Linked DNA regions of Mus musculus: region 1 is linked to region 2. A link is a loop called in an ENCODE intact Hi-C map of the cell type or tissue named here. Cell type or tissue: left cerebral cortex. All regions are shown on one strand. Links, peaks and the distances in the headings refer to the core of each region. The heading gives the core; the rest is flanking DNA. Region 1 has its middle 12 kb from the start of Gm33604. Region 2 has its middle 17 kb from the start of Gm34434.

Region 1 (9,375 bases), core at 974-8,973, 890 kb before region 2:
CCAAGGAGTGGATGCTTCAGTCCTACTTAGAAGGGAGAACAAAGTAATCAAGGGAAGTAGAGGGTGGAAGGGATTTGGGAGGAAGAGAATAGGGGAAGGAGGAAAAAGAAGGGAAGAATCATATATGGGAGGAGGTAGAGGAGAAGTACAGAGGTTCACGAAATTGAACAGAGCTGTGTAGCAATAAGGGGATGGGGAACTGGGTGTAGCAACCAGAAAGTCCCAGATGCCAGGAAAGCAAGAGCCTCCCAGGACCCCATGGGGATGACATTAGCTGATATACCCCACAAAGGGGAGGGAGAACCTTTCCAGACCATATCCATAGTTTAGGCATGGCCCCTTGGTTGAGAGATGGGGCCACCCACCCATGTCCAAAATTTTAACCCAGAATTGCTCCTGACTAAAGGAAATACAGGGACAAAGAGTGGAGCAGAGACTGAAGGAAAGGCCATCCAGTGAGTGCCCCACCTGGGGATCCATCCCACATGCAGACACCAAATCCAGATGCTATTGTGGACACCAAGAAGTGCTTGCTAACAGGAGCCTGATACAGCTGTATCCTGAGAAGCTCTGCCAGATCCTGACCAATACAAATGGGAAGGCTAACAGCCAACCATCGAACTGAGCTTAAGGTCCCCAGTGGAGGAGTTATGGAAAAGACTGCAGGAGCTGAAGGGGCCTTATCTGGCATCAATGGGAAGGGAGGCCCTTGGTCCTGTGAGGGCTCGATACCCCAGTGTAGAGGAATGCTAGGGCAGTGAGGTAGTAGTGGGAAGTTGGGTGGGGGAGCACCCTCATAGAAGCAGGGTAAAGGGGGATATGATAGGGGGCTTGCAGGAGGGAAACCGGGAAAGGGTATAACATTTGAAATGTAAATAAAATAAAATAAACGAATAGAAAAGAAAGGAAAAGAAAAGAAAAAACAAAAGAAAAGAAATACAGTAAAATTGACAATCACAGGGATTGAGTTCAAATACATCCCTCTCTACTTCCGTATCCCAGGGTCTGAACTGCACTAAGATATAAACGCAGAATTTAACAATCTCTCCACTCCCTGTTCTGCATCTACACAAAGTGTGAGAGGAAAGGAGACCAAACAAGCACATACAAAGTTGGGTGTGTAAAATGACCTGGAACTCATTAAGGCTTAGATATAGGCTGGTGTGGCTGATAGCTTTTTCCACACTAGTTCTACATGTGGTAATATCTGTCCTAAAACAGTAATGGCATTTTCTCTAAACCAAAATCAATGTAAAGGAACATTATGTGCAAGGCTAATGTTACAGCCAGCGATTTGTTACTGAAGATCTTGTTTGATTTGCCAATTTGATTGTTTTGACTTATGTGATTGTGAGTCAAATATGATCGAGTGAACTCCTAGGTTCACTAAGAGGGCAGGGACTGTAAATTTTTCACGTAAAGGTGGTTGTTAGGAATATGAAGATGGAGGCGACCTCTTTCAATCCGACACTAGCCTAATTTCTGTACTTAACTCTAGATGTTGGCAGAAAATGGATGTTTGAGGACCATCGTTCATTTGTTAAATAACTATAGTACCTGCAGGTAACAATAGTCGGGTGGTATGGCGAACACATCGCTGGTCACCTTTTATGCTACTGAGATCATTCAAAATGGCAGAAACTCAGGGTGGGAAACTTAGTTAGAGCAACATTTTGGAGTACGGATATTTTAAAGTTTTCCCACTCATGATCCCTTAGGATGTGTGTGTGTGTGTGTGTGTGTGTGTGTGTGTTTGTGTGTGTAATCGTGTAATCTCTTTTTAGGTATGTAAACTATATACAAATTACAGAGTCACTGGTCATAAATTTGATTTATAACTCTATTCAGTATACATTTTTTTATTTATTACGTATTTTTCTCAATGACATTTCCAATGCTATCCCAAAAGTCCCCCATACCCTCCCCCCCACTTCCCTACCCACCCATTCTCATTTTTTTGGCCCTGGCGTTCCCCTGTACTGGGGCATATAAAGTTTGAGTGTCCAATGGGCCTCTCTTTCCAGTGATGGCTGACTAGGCCATCTTTCAGTATACATTTAATCTTATCATTTGTTAAAAGTAGAATGAAATTTCACACTAGTGAGTTGGATGTGCTTGTTTTTTTTTTTTTTTTGGTTTTTTTTTTGGTTTTTTTTTTTTTTGGATAAAGAGTTAAATCTTGGCATAATAGTTAATATTTGTGGGCACAGAGTTCCTTCAACACATTTCAGAGTAGATTGATATTTTGATTTTATGATCTTCAGTGATGAGACCATCACTTGGCATAAATATGTATTATTACAAAATGGTCATATTAGACCATTGAAAATCCTGTCATAATCTAAACCAAAATTCAATAATAATTTGTTTTAATAAAACGTAAGATGACATCTCAATCAGTAATTTTTGACATGACCTCACTGTTGTAGCCCTGGCGGACCTGAAGTTCACTGCATAGATTAGGCTGGGCTAGAACTCATAGCAACCCATGTGTCCCTGATTCACAAATGCTGGGATTAAAGGTATGCAGCCAATCCCTGGAAATTGATAATTTTTAAGAGTCAAAAGCCCCAACACTATACAATCAAAATATGAACTAACTTATCATTTGAGTGCTGAGGAATTATGGGAGAAAAATACTGTCTTTGTTTTCTGTAATTAAGTCATTATGTTTCTATAAGAGCCATGTACAGTTAAATAATTATAATTTGTAACATACAATAGTCTTTGGTGTGAACCAATATGCTTCGTAACCAGTCTGTGGCATAGCAACATAAACAGTGCAGAGTGTACCACATGGTACAGTGCATGTGCAAGCAAGGCTGCGGTGGACTTTCATGACCCCCCACAGGTGAGCACTACCAGAAATCCCTGATTCATTACTTGTTTGATTTTTAGACAAATTCTGACTATTGTGGTCTGAGAATCACTCTAGAGTGGGAGAAGCTGTGCTTCATGACAAGGGTCAGTGATTAGATACTAAAGGAAGCAAAAGACATTCTATGCTGTACTAAGAAAATAAGTTGTATTAGAAAAAGATGTAGAACTTAGGGATGTGGCTCACTTAGGGCATGGTTAACATGTGGGCACAAGGATCTGAATTTGGTCCTCCACACAGACATAAAAACATGGGTACAGATGACACACACCAATGACCCCAGTGATGGGGAGGGTAGAAGTAAGAAGACCCCTGAAGCTGGTTGTCCATCTAGTCTAACAACTCAGTGAGTGGTAGGTTCAGTAAGGGATCCTGCTTCAAATAATGAGGTGCAGAGAGACTGGGGAAGAAACTACATATCAACTTCTGCTTCTGTGTGTGTGTGTGTGTGTGTGTGTGTATGTGTGTTGCCCGTACACATGCACACATGCACATACAGCATACACATGTACACAGTAAGGAATATGTATACATATATTCATCACACACACTGAAAGAAAATAAATGTAAGCAGAGTCAATGGGTTACTTGTAGAGAACAGGCCTATGTCTAGCAACAACATTACAGGCATGACCTCCATCCTAAATTGGTAAACCATAAAATGTATAAAGAATTGCAGGAAGAGACCAAGATTGTGTGTGTGCACCTATGTGTGTAAAGAGCAAGCTTTTAGTCTACTCTTGTCAGAGATCCATGGTGCTTAAACCTGGTATGTCACAGTTCAGTTGGGTGGCAACAGATGCCTTCCCTTGCTCTGTAAACCAGCAAGCACAGACAGGAGACAAGGCTTTCTGCTTATTTTCTCACAGGGTCATTTTACAACTGCTTCCCTCCTCAAACTCTGCAGTCATGTTGCCTTGCTTTTTAAAAGGTTGTTTAAAAAAAAAAGTTCATCAGTGCTGCTTGGCCACCTCTTTCTGTTAGACTCCACCGCAAGTTTGTGATGGCTCAGGGTTCAATCCCAAAATTGTCCTTAAGTAATCCAGAATGGGTTAACCTGGTGCTCCGAATGCATACACACACACACACACACACACACACACACACACACACATATACATTCACACACACACTTACTTCCGGGAAAGTTAAAAATGCATTTCCCTTGTGTCACTGCCATTTTCAATTCTGAGCCAGAGACGACATGTTACATAACTCGGGATTTCAACAAACACCTGGAAATCAGGCTGTGTGTGTCGCTCAGATGAGACCAGACATGAAGAGATTGGTAGTGACAAGTGTTGTCACTTCTCTCTCTGACAGCAGGCAAGTGGCAAGCCGTATATACAAGGCCTGATACCACACTCTCAGGATCAGAGGGGGAAAAAAAAAAAGAAAGAAAGAAAAAGTGAAAAAAATAACGTTTCAGCAAGAGATATCTGGGAAAATAATGGCAAATTACACACGATTTAGCTTTGCTTTTAGCTTTTATAAAAACCCAAGAACTATGAACTGAGCAGTTGAGCCCTAATTAAGTCTCCTCTTGATCATTTGCATGGCAGACCCAATTCTCAGGGTATTTTCTTAAAAAGCATCGTATCAGCCTCTAATTCAACTGTTCTTTTTATTTCAATTCCTTATTTTCCCCCCTTGGGTAAAAGAGAGGTTAATGTGAGCCATTAAGAATTAAAAAACAATTACACAATGAAAAAATAGTTCAGATGAATTTTAATTAGAGCCCAATGTAATGGAATTTGAACCCAGTACACCGGAAATACATAGCCAGAACTCTAGCCATTAAATCTCAGAGCCTTTGATTAAACTCAATGGGAATTTAGAAAGATTCTTTTGCTGCCCGAAGATACCATGTTTTTTCCATTAATGTCAGAGAAATATATTGAGGGACTAAAATATTACTAATAAAAATAAATGTGAAGGTTGTAAATTTCAAACAATGGAAGATACAGAGCCCGTACCTGGATTTTTAAGTGAGTATGTGGCATTTCGTTAAGATTAAAGTTGAAAACACAATGTATTATGTGTGACCTCTTTAGAAAGGGAGCCTAAGTAATTCCAGGATTTGCCATCCTTTGGAGTATAAGAACAATAAGTCAGAGACCGTGGAATGGTCTGCTGCAGGCTGAGAGACGATCGTGGAAGTATTCCAGACAGGGGTCAGATGCGAGGCACCACATGGCATCCCAGCATCCTCCCTTATTCTACTGCCTCCAAGCGGTTTGCTTTGCATCCATAAAATGGGGACAGTGGAATGGACCAATTTGAATCAAAGACTATGACTAAGCTGCTTAATTCAAATCAAGACACACATCAAATTTTCCCCTAAATGGTGAGGCATGTTAAAAGTGAGGCTCAATTCCTGAAGAGATTTGACCTTATTTTCTCCTCAGTAAGTGATTCTATGTCGAACCACTAGGCCTCCTAGCCTTGAGAGATACCCCTGTCTTTCATAAAACTCAGTCAGCCACTGGAGGGAGCCAGCAGGACTCATACAGTATAACTGAATATGATCAACCAGTAGGGAAAGATAATTTTAAAATGGCATATAAAGATGACAGAATTTGAACAAAATCTCTTTTATTTATTTATGCCAAAATCTGTGTGAATGTAAAATGCCAACTCTATCATGCTTTATTTATGGTGTGGCTTTTCTCTTAAAAAGGAGAGAGGGAGTGGGAGAGAGAGAGAGAGAGAGAGAGAGAGAGGGAGAGAGAGAGAGAAAGAGATGGGACCTAGCCTGGTTCACATGGCAAAAGACAGAGTGTCAAAAGAGAGTGCCGGTCTCAGTACTCACCTACCCTGTCTTGGCACAGCTGCTTCATCTGGGCAGCTTTTAAAACCCTTTGCTTGCCAATTCCTGCAGCAGAATCAAGCCAGTGCCCTCTCTGTGGATAGAGAGATGTGCAATATGTAAAATTCCCCAAGACAATTTTTATTTATAGCTGTTGCAAACAATGTTTATACAAAGTTTATTAAATGTGTCACCCACATTGATTTATCCCAACCAGTCTCTTCAATCACTAATATTTATGAGATGGGTTCAGTTGCAACAATTATTTTATATGCTATAGAGTATGTTATAACTAGGGATTCACCCTGGCAATTATATCAAAGATAAAATGCTTCCTGAGGGCCTCGGGGCAGGCCAGAAAGTATATTATTGGACACAAGGTGGTTTAAACTGAGTATCACAGCACTAAATTTAGAGCAAGAGATGTGGAGCAGCTGATGCTTAAAAATTAAAACGGGTTTCTTGGGGTTCCAGGAGTCCCCTCATTTATGGGAAGGCAGCAGCCGATCTTGTGCTCATTTGTTTTCCCACACGGAGACCTGAGGCCTGGAAACGCTTCCGTGTCGACTCTGAATTTCTGTGAGCCTTAGCTCTCAGCAGCATTTACCTAGTGCCCAAAGTGGGCAGAAGAGCTACTCTTGGCTTGCACAAACATTGACAAAGGGAACCAGACACATGCTATTTGCAGCAAGGAATTGACAACGTCTGCAGAGTAGCAGAAACACTGTTAACAAAAAAGAAAAAAAAAATCACTAAAAAGCCCAAGATCGCCTTTGAAACTGTAAGATGACAAAGTCCAACAGGAAGAGGGGGGGAAAATAGAAACTTACTTAAAACTCACAGTTGAATGCTACTTCTGTTTCCTACTAAACCCTAAATAGCCTTTTGTTGGGCAAAATTAACTTGACAGACACACTGTGGTTCGGAGTGTGAGGCCTGGGGCAAGATAGGAAGGCTGAAGCAAAACAAAGAGGCAGTTACTGTGTTCTGTGAAGGAGCTGACCGGGGCTGGGGATTGCCATCCTTGGAAAAGAAGAGAGAGAAAAGTTCCGGATGTCTGAAGGGAGCAGAGATAGCGCTGGGACAGCCTGGGGGTTGTGACCTTGAATTGCATGCCCATGTTAAACTCACTTGATAATGTTCTCCTGTCTTTTAAAGTCACCCTTCTGGCCATATTCCCCAAGTGTTTTACAAATTGAGAGTCCAAACTGAAATAAACAGTTTTAGCAAAATAAGTCATTTGTGTCAACAAACTACAGTATTACTGTTGAATCAGGAATGCAGGGGCATAAGAGAGTAGCACTGCTCAATCCATGTTCTCACTGACCTTTTATAGCTGAGCGAGCGAGAGAGGTCTTTCATACAAGGCTGGGCCTCACTCGTAAATAAACAGGGAAGAGAGTGAATAACATCACCATCAACATTGTTGGTGCACAGACATTCTCACCTCAAAGGGAATAAGAAATTATTTATTCTGGAGCCAAATCTGAGTGATGATGGCCTGTGGGGATGCATATTGAGGCTACTCAAAGTTCCGTTCCAACAAGGAAGAGGTTTTGTGGTGCTTTTATTGGGACAGAACAAAGTTCCAGATCAAAAACAAAAACAAAAAATAAAATAAAATCAAGGCATTAAAAAACAAAAACAAAACAACAAAGGTGTAATCAGAGAGGCAGTGTCCTAGTTAGGGCTTTATTTCTGTGAAGAGATAGCATGAACCATGGCAACTCTTATAAAAGCAGACACTTAATGGGGGTTGGCTTACAGTTTGAGAGGTTTAGTTAAGTATCATCACGGCAGGAAGCATGGTAGCGTGTAGGCAGATATTGTGCTGGAGGAGCTGAGAGTTCTACATCCTAATCTGCAGGCAGCAGAGGACTATGCGCCTATACCACAGTGGGCACAGCTTGAACATAAATGACCATAAAACCCACCCCCACAGTGACACACTTCCGCTAACAAGACCACACCTACTCCATCAAGGCCACACCCCCTAATAGGCCACTCTTTATGGACAAGCATACAAACACAAGAGTCTATGGCAGCCATTCCTATTCAAACCACCACAGGCCGGTTACAGCCAGGCCGAGAAACTTCAGCTTATAGGCCTCGGATGTTTCCTAGGAGTATATCTTGTCCTTTCATTTGTGGAGAATAGGGTTTTGTTCAGTTATTCTTGTGTTTGTCAGACTATAAGCTCTGACACAGAGGTGTCAAGGAATGGCTGTTTAGGAAGCTAAAGATAGCCCCAAGAAACTGCAGTTAAGTTTGGTACCTGCAGCATCCCAGCCTCTCAGCAGTCGCTAAGGTTTTAGTCAGTCAATTCGCCTTCGTAGATACAGCTTCCTTCCAGAACTTCTCACTCATGGCACCTTTGAGATACGTGACAATGCCACAGAATAAACTAAGTTTTCATCCTACCTAACTTCTTTTCTCCTCCAACCCCATCTTCCTTTCTGCTTGTTTTGTTGTGAAGATATTTCTATCTCTGTCAATAGAGATCTAGAGACTTTTTGCACACGCCACACCTTCCTCCTTTCATGTCCTTGAGACTCAGTTCCAAGGCTGGCAGGTATAGAGCCTCAGTTTCTACAGCTGCATCCTATGTGGAGCTGTAGAGCCATGGATGCTAGCATCCTGGGTTGCTCAATGTCAGTATTCTTTTAAATGTAACTGGTCTTGAAAGTCAATCATCTCTAAATACTATGGCATTGTGAAGCTAGGACTATTCTGTGACCAGCTTTGCTTAGGAGGGCCATTGCCTACGAGCTTCACAGATCTTTGAACCATTAACCGAGTCAATCTAGCCCTAAACTTAGAGTTGGCTGCAAGAACACAGGGATGGGTTGTTTGCATTTTGATATGGGAAACTCAAAAGCCAGAAAAGAGGAGGGAGAGAGAGAGAGAGAGAGAGAGAGAGAGAGAGAGAGAGAGAGAGAGAGAGAGAGAGAGAGAGAGAGATGCTGCTCCCTCCCACTTACCTTATCATCTCATGAAAGGCTGGACTTCTATTTGCTCATTGGTGTTTGAAATTTTCCCTTATATAGTCAGAGAACAGAGTTATCTGTGAGAACCTGAAAAATTCAAGAGTCCCTTTGTGTCTACAAAAGAAAGATGTTGTTTGTGAACAAAAGGATCTTTCTGTAGTCTTCCTGTAGATGTCTTGGTTTGAGACAATTAACAAAGACTCCTTATTAAGGGGAGCAGAGCACCACAGGGCCAGATTTAGTATAATAGTGCTCCCAGAATAAGATCCTCAAACTGTCTGTGTCCTGTAGGACTGTGATGACAGGGCATTTGGGGCCCACTTTTCCAGTGCCTCTGAATTTCAGGATCCATTGAGTCACGAGTCTGCATTGCTGTCTAATTGCCCTGAGTCCTTGACTTATGAAATCGGGTGGAATTTCCTTGGAATTATATATCTTAAGCCATGATAGCACTCAATGACTTCCAGATGCTTTGATAATGATGGTCCACAGCGTCAGTACTCACCACAGATGATCTCCTCTTTGATTTGTCGTCATTTTGTATGGAATTTATGACCAGTAGAAATATTAACCTGCCTGTCTGTAGCAGCCACTGCATGAGACCTTAACCACATACCCAAAAGGACTCATGTATTCCTTTTTTATTGACACAGAGAATTGTGACTGACTTCTGCCAAGTCCCCAGGAGAAAATATGTCATA
Region 2 (9,375 bases), core at 885-8,884:
CCCTTGTCCATTTCTCCTTGAAGACACAAGGTCACCCTTGCTCCTGGATTTCTTTTCCTCAGGGTCTCTTGCTTACAATGTTATTCCATCAATTGCCTAGTAGTTTGATGACCATGTCACCAGACCGGCCACAGTCCTGATGTTTTCTATGGTGGCCTCTCACACCCACCTCCATCCCAAAATGTCAATTCAAAAATTGGCAAGAAAGATAGCAGCCATAGTGGTGGGGAGGTGGAGAAAGATCACTGGGATCACTGGCCTAGCCTACTTGCAAATCCCAAGCCTGCAAGAGACCTTGTCTCAAAAATGAAACTAAAAACCAAATGTATATCCTAAAGAAAGATACCTAAGTGCACATGTGCACATGTGCGTGCAAACACCACACACACACACACACACACACACACACACACACACACACACACACATCCATACTACTTCTGAGCCATCACTGATAAGATAGTACAATTTATGTCTTAGCTACAGTTCAGTAAATTGTGGAGAAGCCAGCAATGAAGAAATGACCCTGGCTGATATGCCTTATTGACAGAGTAGCCACACAAACCACGCTCAGTTGCTCTCCAAATTGCTGGTTTGCTTTAGGAGGTAGAGTAAGCTCTGCCACCCCACTTGTAAACAGCCCTCTCCTTACTCCACCCCCATTCACGGATTACTTAATAAGCTAGTAGGTTTCTCTTCCGGGCAGAGCGAAATCAGCAAATCAGAAGCCTTCCAAATAAACTGGAAGTGGATGGTTTTATTGTCTGCGTTCCCAGTCACCTTGCCAACAGCCCTCAGGATTCAGAAATGTCATTACAAATTCTGTTCAAGAAATGCAGGACCCCTAAACGTGGCCGAGGTCACCCCACACTGCCTCCATCCTTGAAGCACACTCTGAACTTGGGGAAATGTGGCCAGGGGAGAGATACTATTTTGTCTGATCCCGCATAGCCTGTTCAACTTTTGCATAGCAATTCGGCAAACACAGTTTTAAGCATTCAATTCTACTTCTACGGCTCCTTAAAATTCCCTGCAATATAATTGTGCTGATGGGAAATGCAGAAAGATAATTGCTTTTAGAGGAAAGTTTCTCCTTTGTTCCATGTTCATCTGGCTTCCAGAAATGGAACGAGAGCCCTTGAACGGCAGAAATACGCATCCATGTGTCTCTAGTTATCATTTATTTACAAAGATAGACCTTGACAAATGTAATTTGTTCAATAAAATTAAAAGGACGCACGATAATTCACTTAGACAAAGAGACTTGAAAGGAGACGTCATCGGCGGCCTCGCCGTCCATCATCCCGAGTGATCAGCTGACTTTGAAGAAGTGGCAGGTGCTTGCCTTTTGGAATGCAGCATTGAAACAGTATTTAGAAGAGGGAAAGAAAGAAAGAGAGCTAGGAATTGGAGCAATTCTTTATTCAGGCAATAATTATACAAATTAGATCTATGAAAGCCAGAAGATGACTGTGCCTTGAACCCTGTCTGTATGCATAGAACAATGGGGAAATTAATAATTAAATCTATTACATATGCTCATAATTCAATACAAAAGATACCTTAGTAGTTCAAACACTCCTGTATTTTCATTTGAATAAGGCTTTCACACATTCTCCTCATTATATATGTATTATATTTTAAATTTAACAGCTTATTTTGTTGCCTTTATGTTTGAATTAATAAGGGCACACTTTAATGTACTAATGGGGAATTGCATTAGCTGGCTTCGCAGACATAACTTTGAAAAATCTCCGGTTTCCCAAGGGTGAAATCAATTTGGCCCGTAACGTGTTGTCTCACAGACACATCTGGAATCTTGGAAGAGCAGCTCCCCTCTGCGAGCTTCTGATTTGGGCCTCAGTATTTGAAAGAAGATCCCCAGAGTAGAAACTTTTGCTGAATTAAACAGACCCACCAAGATCATCTGTGGCATTTGGCAGCCTTTTAGGGAGCTAACAAGATTCGCATGCTTGGCCCCTGCTATTTTTCCAGGAAGCAAAAATAATTTTCCTATGGAAAAGTAAGGTTTGTTTTTTAATCCAATAATTCACATTCAGACCCCACCCTAATTGCCTGTACTTCTGTCTCTCTTCATGGGATATTTTCTACCCTTCTCACCTGTGGAGCATGAAGAAGATACGGAAATCAGAGGGGGACAGAAAAAGACAGACAGACAGACGGACGGATGGACTGCCTATGGTGGGTAATGGTGGTAGGAGAGTCCCCATAACTACAGAAATGACGATGAACCCCAGCCAAAATGACTGGTTCAGAACAGGAGGAATTGAGGTTGTACGGAAATCCTAGGGAGCAAAATGGCTCATAAAGTGGACCCCAATTTCCTAGATAACAGAGTGAGTGGCTCTATTTGGAAGACTGGATCTCGAAGGTTACAATCAACCCTCCATCTAAACCCCCCCCCCACACACACACACACACCTCCACACACCTCAAGACCCAGAAAAGAGACAAAGAAGTCAACAGCTACACAGCGAAAGGGTGGGAACCAATTCCCGCTTCAGTCTTGGTGCGAAGGGGCTGCCAACATACCCAGGGTGGGCCGGGGGAGCACGTGGGCCCGCTTGCCGCTTCTACCACCGCAGTACGACAAGGAGGTTTGTGCCTGCGGAGGAGAGCCAAATCCAATGACGCTAATTGCATTGCAGATTTCTAGCGTCATTAGCAATTCTTAAAATTGCGTTTACGCAGCTCAAGTTCCCTACTCCCAGCCTGATCGACGGAGGGGGCAGGTCTCTGAAGAGGCTCTGGGTTACTGAGAAATTCAATTGGACACGTTGGTTTCAGGTGTGCAGGTGGAGGCTGGCCGGCGGGGATTCACAGCCCGGGAAAAATGCTTGTTTGTCTTATTTTAAATGCTGATTGCCGGGAGAATAAACAAAACCCGCAGCTAAATAGGCCTTAAAGGAACGTTGGGAATTTTTGGAAGGAAAAAAAGTCTCACTGAGTAACAGTTGGAACTGGCCCTGTGGGTCTGTGGTGACAAGCACCATCCAAGCACCTCGAGCCATGAGGCAACTTGCACTGGAAATAGTTGGTGCAGAAACAACCACCCTCCTTTTGTTTGTTTGTATTTAAGACAAATGAAGAAAATCCAGATGAATTGGTGTTTTTGCTTTGTTTGTTTCCTTAAAGAGAACATATTCGCTCATTAGGAAGGCTAGATAGACAACCAGCCCCGGAAACAGGAGACTGAAGTCGATGTCTCTCCGGAGCTATGACAAGGACACTTGTCCCCGAGCTCCCCAACCCACACTGCACAATACAAAAGGGACATCCTGGGTGCACAGCAGAGGGCAGAATCAACTTGTGCCAAAGATGCCATCTCTTGACAGTGGGGCAGTGCTCTGTGCACTTGGGACGTCCACTGTGAAGTCATGGAGAAGCCAACAGCACCATCCCTTTCTGGCGTGTCCTCTGCTCTGAATCTAGCCCCAGAAAAGGGGTCTCATTTCTGCATATTTCTTCTAGCAATTCAGTCCAGGTAATTAAGTTGCTAAGCACACATACACACACACACACACAACATGCGCATACTTATAAATATGTATTTTATCTGAAGCACTATGTATAAACACTTATGTCGAAGGAGTCTATAGCTTCTAATTGGGCCACCGTCTCAAAATAATCAAGCTGGTCTTAATAACACTGCTTGAGGCTGGCTAGCAAGCAAAGAGGCTTCCTCAAGGAAGGTATTACTAATCCGTGGTTTTCACACTTACAGCCTCATTCATAGCATTAGTAAACGGCCCAGGGACCAGAGGATAGGGCACCCAAATGAGCTGTGAGAACCATCTCTGTCCACCTGAGACAGGCAGCTCTCGGAGCTACAGAGTGCTCACAGTTCCAAGTTGAAGAAGGGTTTGCCCGTCTCGGAAAGGATCCCGGTGGAAATTCAATTGAGTCCACTGGCTTCATCCGTGGACCAGCGAGGCTCCCTGTAGCATTTGAAGGTTCGCCCGTTTTGGCAGCTCTGAAGATCAAACCCAGCACCTGCTAGGCTGACAGTGTAGCACTGAGCTCCATTCCAGTCCTGCTATTTCAAGTCTTGAATCAAAAGCAGGCATTCCCTAATAGCACACGGATAATCCTGCAGAAGAAACCGGAAATGTAGATAGACTCTTCTGTTTCAGCAATAGAGGCTTTTATAGGTAAAGGGATATGTGGGTTTGAGCCGAAGGGTGTTTGACCAGGTCTCCCACCGTTGCACTGATTTCCACACAAGGCAATGGTAAGAATGTGCCGCCACAGGCAGAGTCACCCTAGTGGTATCACAGTGCAATTGCATCTGGTGTCTCATTTCAGAAGGCAAGGATCTGGAGAAAATTCCATTGTGGGAATAAGGAAGCCAGTATGCTCACATGTTTTATCTCCTATGCATGGCCACATCCTCTCTGATAGCCTCTCTTCCACCCTGGGGGCGAATTAAAAACATGGTATATAAAACGTGCCTTTCAATTTTTCTGCAGTTTGGTAAAAGTCTGGGCCAAGGTCTTAGACTTGGTAGCAACTGGTACTGTTTACTGAGTCCTTTTGATTTGCCACTAGGGTTATTTTAGTATAGATCAAACTTCCTGTGGGTTAGGTAGTGGCAGGGGACAGATGCTGGAGACATTAAGCATGTGATTGGCCAGAAGGGTGAAGCAGAGGCCAGAAGATGGCTACATGGCATCCCTGGTCTTGTAACCCTTCCTTCCTTTTCTCTTTCTCTTCTGCCAACTCAACCCTTCGTTTTCTGCCTATCACGCCTTTGATCTCGCAGTCAAAGTGCGTGTTGGAATTCTGTCGCTGGGTTTGTGGTCCCAGCCAACAGCATCACCCAGCCCTGCTCTAGCACCGATGTCATAAATCCAGAAGAATTTCTAGGGAAGGAAAAAAAAAACCTGTTCTGAAGTCGAGTTGCTACCATTTCGACATCCTGACAAGTGTGCCCTTGTGTGCTTTCAGCTTAAAGGAGGCAGGAATGTACCAACCGCCCCAGAATTCATGTCATGTTCTCAAGAGTACAAAAGACAAGGCAGCATGGGGTGGGCTGGGAGACATCTCCACTCCAGTGTGTCCTCCATCAGCTCTCCGCAGGGAGGTATTCTGAAGGAACACAATGGTGACCTATAGGCTCAATATGATTAGAGTTTCAATAGTGGAAGATAGAGGACCGTCAGTGAAGAGTAGGAGCTCTGTAGTAGAGTGCAGGGATCGATCGAGTCTGTGGGCCCAGGAGTCTAAATAGCTGCCTGAATGGGGCAAAGGATATGGTGATGCAGACAGGAAGGCCAGAGGACAGCAGGTGACCCGGAGAAACCACCTTGTGATTTGAAATGTAACAGGGAATCCCGGTTCCCAGGAAAGAGAACCGAAGTGAACAGAAAGTTGAGAAAGCCCGACTCCAAGTGGTGTACTGGGCATCAGGGAGGGGTGGGACACACAGTGCCTGAAGCTAGTGACAACCGGGCTGCTGTTACCCCCCAACTACAGCATAGTCCCAGGCAGGCAGTGCGCAGGAGCCGTGGGGGTTTTGACGGCCTCTTGCTCAACACGCAAACCTTTAGCTGATGCCAATCAAAGCAAATGAGTAATTAATAATCGGGCAGGGAGCGACTCCGGGGAGAGGAGGGTAACAGAGGACAAAAGAGCTTAGCCCATTGGTGTTTCGAATGCTGGGTCGTAGCCACAGGGCGAATTCCCCCTCGCCCAGCAGTGCAGCACATGAAGGTCCTAAGACAGGATGGAGGGAGGAATCTGGTAGAGGCAGCTGGTGGAAAGCCAAAGGATTTCCCAGGGCCACGCGCGTCCTAGCCAGTGGACAACGTGTCTCAAATGTTCCTGTGGCGCCACCTAGTGTCCAAGGCTCAGAGGATGCCCAGGCAAAGGCTTCAAACTCAGGCCAGATCTAGGACCTCAGAGTCAGAACTTCAATCTTTAATGTTATGAGGCAGGTTGGGGTAGGAATGGGGTGTCTCCTGGCTGTGGACAGACCAATGACACTCTCCAGCTGGGCAAACGCCCGTGTAAAATCTCTTCTGCTGCCACTAAATCTAAGTAGCACATTTGCCAGAAGGTACAGGAAAAATGACACTCCCTTTCTGAGACCATGAGGTGATGTCTGGTTTTTCCTCAATACAATGGCAAGCCGGTTATTAATTCATCCAGACAAAAAAATATAGATGCTGTCATCGTATAAACATGAGTCCCTGAGCAGAATGGGGCCTCAGGCCATCAGGGGGTGCAGCATATGAAGTGTGCTGAACTCTGGGACAAAGGACAAGATCACTTTGTTGAATGGAAAATGGGAGATGAGAGAAGACCCTGAAGTGGAAAGAATGAAACCTGGGAGCCAGGATGTGCTTTTAGAGTTCTGGCGTTGGCCCTGCTCGGTTATCTGTGTGACCTTGACCAAGGGAAACGGTGTTCCTCTCTCCCAACAATGCTGCGAGGCTCAGATTGTGGGTTTCCCTGAACAGACGAGGAAATAGCGGCTCCAGGAGTTTATCCAAGGTCAGGCCCAGGTCGGTGGCCACACCAAACTTCCAACCCACATCTGCCCAAAGTTCACAAACATGTTCCTCTGACAAGTCCCAGGCCCTCTGGGCTGTGATTCTCTGTCTATACCAGGAAGGGGTCCACTCCAGAAATAGCAAACTGTGATTATAGGGTTTCATCGGTCCCTTAAAACTCTGTTTTAGTGCACACAAGCCCCACAGTGATAACAAAAGGGCCTTTTAAAAGGATTTATCCATCTATAAAAGCTACTGGGTTTTATTTCCCAATATGGGCAAAGAACACCAAAACAAATGTGTTAGGACATCAAATCCCCTTTAAAATTTAGGGCAGGGAAAAAAGAGACTCGGAGTATATTAGGGGGTAGCGATAGTGTGGTGTCCTCAGCAGTGGGACTGGGTCCTCAGCAGGGTCCAGCTGCAGGCATTGCTTATCGGGAGCCAGTGGCCTCCCAGGCTAATTGCATTCTGACGATTGTTTAGCCTTGATAAACACAGCAGTTTATCTGGCTACCGGTTCGGATCTGGACAGAAGCAGATGGAGCACACTTGCAATAACCTCAGAGATAAAACTTTCCTATCTCAGGCAGTTGATCTCTTCCTTCAAGGGTCATATTGTCCAGCAACGGCCACCTCTGAAAGAAGGAAGTGGGGGCAAGCCAAGTGTGCACAGTGGCAAGCCAAGTGGGCCTTGCTTGTCTATAACTACCCTCCCTGCTAACCCTACAGTTAACCTGCCCAAGACATCAGACGAGTCAGTAAATAAATGGAGGAAATGCGAAACGGGACCCCGAAGCCAAGATCCTCTAACACAGCCCGCTTTAAAATGAATCCTTCCTCAACTTGCTTTGGTAAAGGAAGGGAAAGTGAAAGCTTACCAACTAAGACAGGAAATGAACTATAGCTCAGAAGCTCCCAGGCACTGCTAGGCCTCAAACTCACCATGTGACCAAACTCAGCACCATAGTGGACTGAGCTAAATAATGTCTAAGACCTTCTGGACCTATTGCCTAGCCCTCAATTAGATGAGCCCTTCCATGTCTCACATGTAAGGTAGCAACCAAAAGTTACAGTCTACCTACTCAAACCCTGGCTTGACACCATCCCACTATTTTGAAACCCTCCAGGAGAACCTGGGAGGCCCAGTAGCTCGGCTACGGAAAGAACCGTCAAAGCACAAGAGAGAACAGATTCTCTGATCAGACTCTTCTACCTCAAGAAGTTCCAACTAGGAATCGCTGCCCTAATTTTCACTTTGGGGATGAGGAGAAGGAAAGGGGGGAGTTTCCTGGACAGAGTCCTCCAGGGTTGAGGTCATCCCTTTATTGGGGGCGGGTAGGAGCTCATTGCTCCTCTAAGCTTCAAGCTGGTTCTGGGCTGACAGTAGTTATTAATTAGGTCTGGCAAACTGAGTGGGTGCCGGTGCTGACAGATTTACACAGTGTGTGTAATCAGTTACGAAACTAGATACCAGCCAAGGCTAGCCCCCCAACCAACCCCACCCTTTAGGGGGGCTCTACTGCCTCCAATTTCCCACTCTACCCAGCCTCTGGCAACAATGTTGCCTGGTTCTGAGCCCCACCTCTGCCGCGGCTCTGATCCTCACCCCTACACCCCAGCCTGTTTTCTGTCTTCCTTTTGGGTTGTGATTCACGGCAGATACTAGAAAGGAAATGGCCCTCTTCATCCTTTCTACCACCGCTCTTATCTTTACAGGGTTCTTACAACTCATTTATGTGATGTCACACACGGACACGCTGTCACCAATCTGCCACAAGCACCGCCTTCAATATAGGAAAGCTCCAAACAAATGCCATTCTCCATGAGGACTCCCGTGGGCACAACTAGGGACCAGTTAACAGTAATGGGGGGCAGGGGAGGGGGGATATTTGCTTCCTGGGGCAGGTGGAAAGTTCTTTACCCTCCTGTCTGCTGATGTCATGGAAGTCAGCTTCCTGCTAGGCACAGCCCCAAGAGAAGCCAGCTCAGAAATGCAGAGTCCTGAAGGGGCTGTCCACAGCCAAAGCGTTAAATGGCCATCCTTCACTTCCAAAAAAAAAAAAAAAAAAAAAAAATCGAAAATGGGGTTATATGTAGCCCAGGCTGGCCTCAAATTCATTATATATACAAGGCTGATTTCCAACTTCTGATTTTTCTGCCTCTGCCTCCCAGGTACTAGGTCATGAGCCACCATACCCAGTTTTGAAGTTCATTTTTGAGTGCCATAAAAGACACGTAGCAGAACTAGTCCTGTATTCCTACTGAACGTAGAGGCCAGAGGACGGGAGGAGGGGGGAAGTTAGCACTGGAGCAAGGGCTGTTCACATCTCAGACAACTCACACCACCCTCTTCCTTCCTGCCTGCCTGCCTTCCCTCTCTCCTTCCTTCCTTCCTTCCCTTCCCTTCCCTTCCCTTCCCTTCCCTTCCCTTCCCTTCCCTTCCCTTCCTTCCTTCCTTCCCTTCCTTCCCCTCCCCTTCTTCCCCTTCCCCTTCCCCTTCTTCCCCTTCCCCTTCCCCTTCTTCCCCTTCCCCTTCCCCTTCTTCCCCTTCCCCTTCCCCTTCTTCCCCTTCCCCTTCCCTTTCCCCTTCCCCTTCCCCTTCCCCTTCTTCCCCTTCCCCTTCCCCTTCTTCCCCTTCCCCTTCCCTTTCCCCTTCCCCTTCCCCTTCCCTTTCCCCTTCCCCTTCCCCCCCTTCTTCCCCTTCTTCCCCTTCTTCCCCTTCTTCCCCTTCTTCCCCTTCTTCCCCTTCTTCCCCTTCTTCCCCTTCCCCTTCCCCTTCCCCTTCCCCTTCCCCTTCCCCTTCCCCTTCCCCTTCCCCTTCCCCTTCCCCTTCCCCTTCCCCTTCCCCTTCCCCTTC

What was found. Peaks named below come from ENCODE experiments on the same cell type or tissue, not always from the same donor. Only the 100,000 strongest peaks of a DNase experiment are listed, where the experiment ranks them.
Region 1: it touches region 2 in a loop (3-fold over the local background); 2 of 42 quality-filtered maps call a loop at or near these places.

The regions. Positions count from the first base shown.
Region 1 is chr3:143,503,126-143,512,500 of GRCm38, forward strand. No RefSeq gene overlaps it. Among named protein-coding and RNA genes, the nearest start is that of Gm33604, 12 kb to the left of the region's middle. In left cerebral cortex, for the core only: a CTCF peak has its summit at 5,344 (motif pointing right); DNase peaks (open chromatin) are centred at 5,356, 5,699, 6,286 and 6,607; H3K27ac peaks cover 933 bases.
Region 2 is chr3:144,394,080-144,403,454 of GRCm38, forward strand. No RefSeq gene overlaps it. Among named protein-coding and RNA genes, the nearest start is that of Gm34434, 17 kb to the left of the region's middle. In left cerebral cortex, for the core only: CTCF peaks have their summits at 4,293 and 5,865 (motif pointing left); DNase peaks (open chromatin) are centred at 2,758 and 5,846; H3K4me3 peaks cover 462 bases.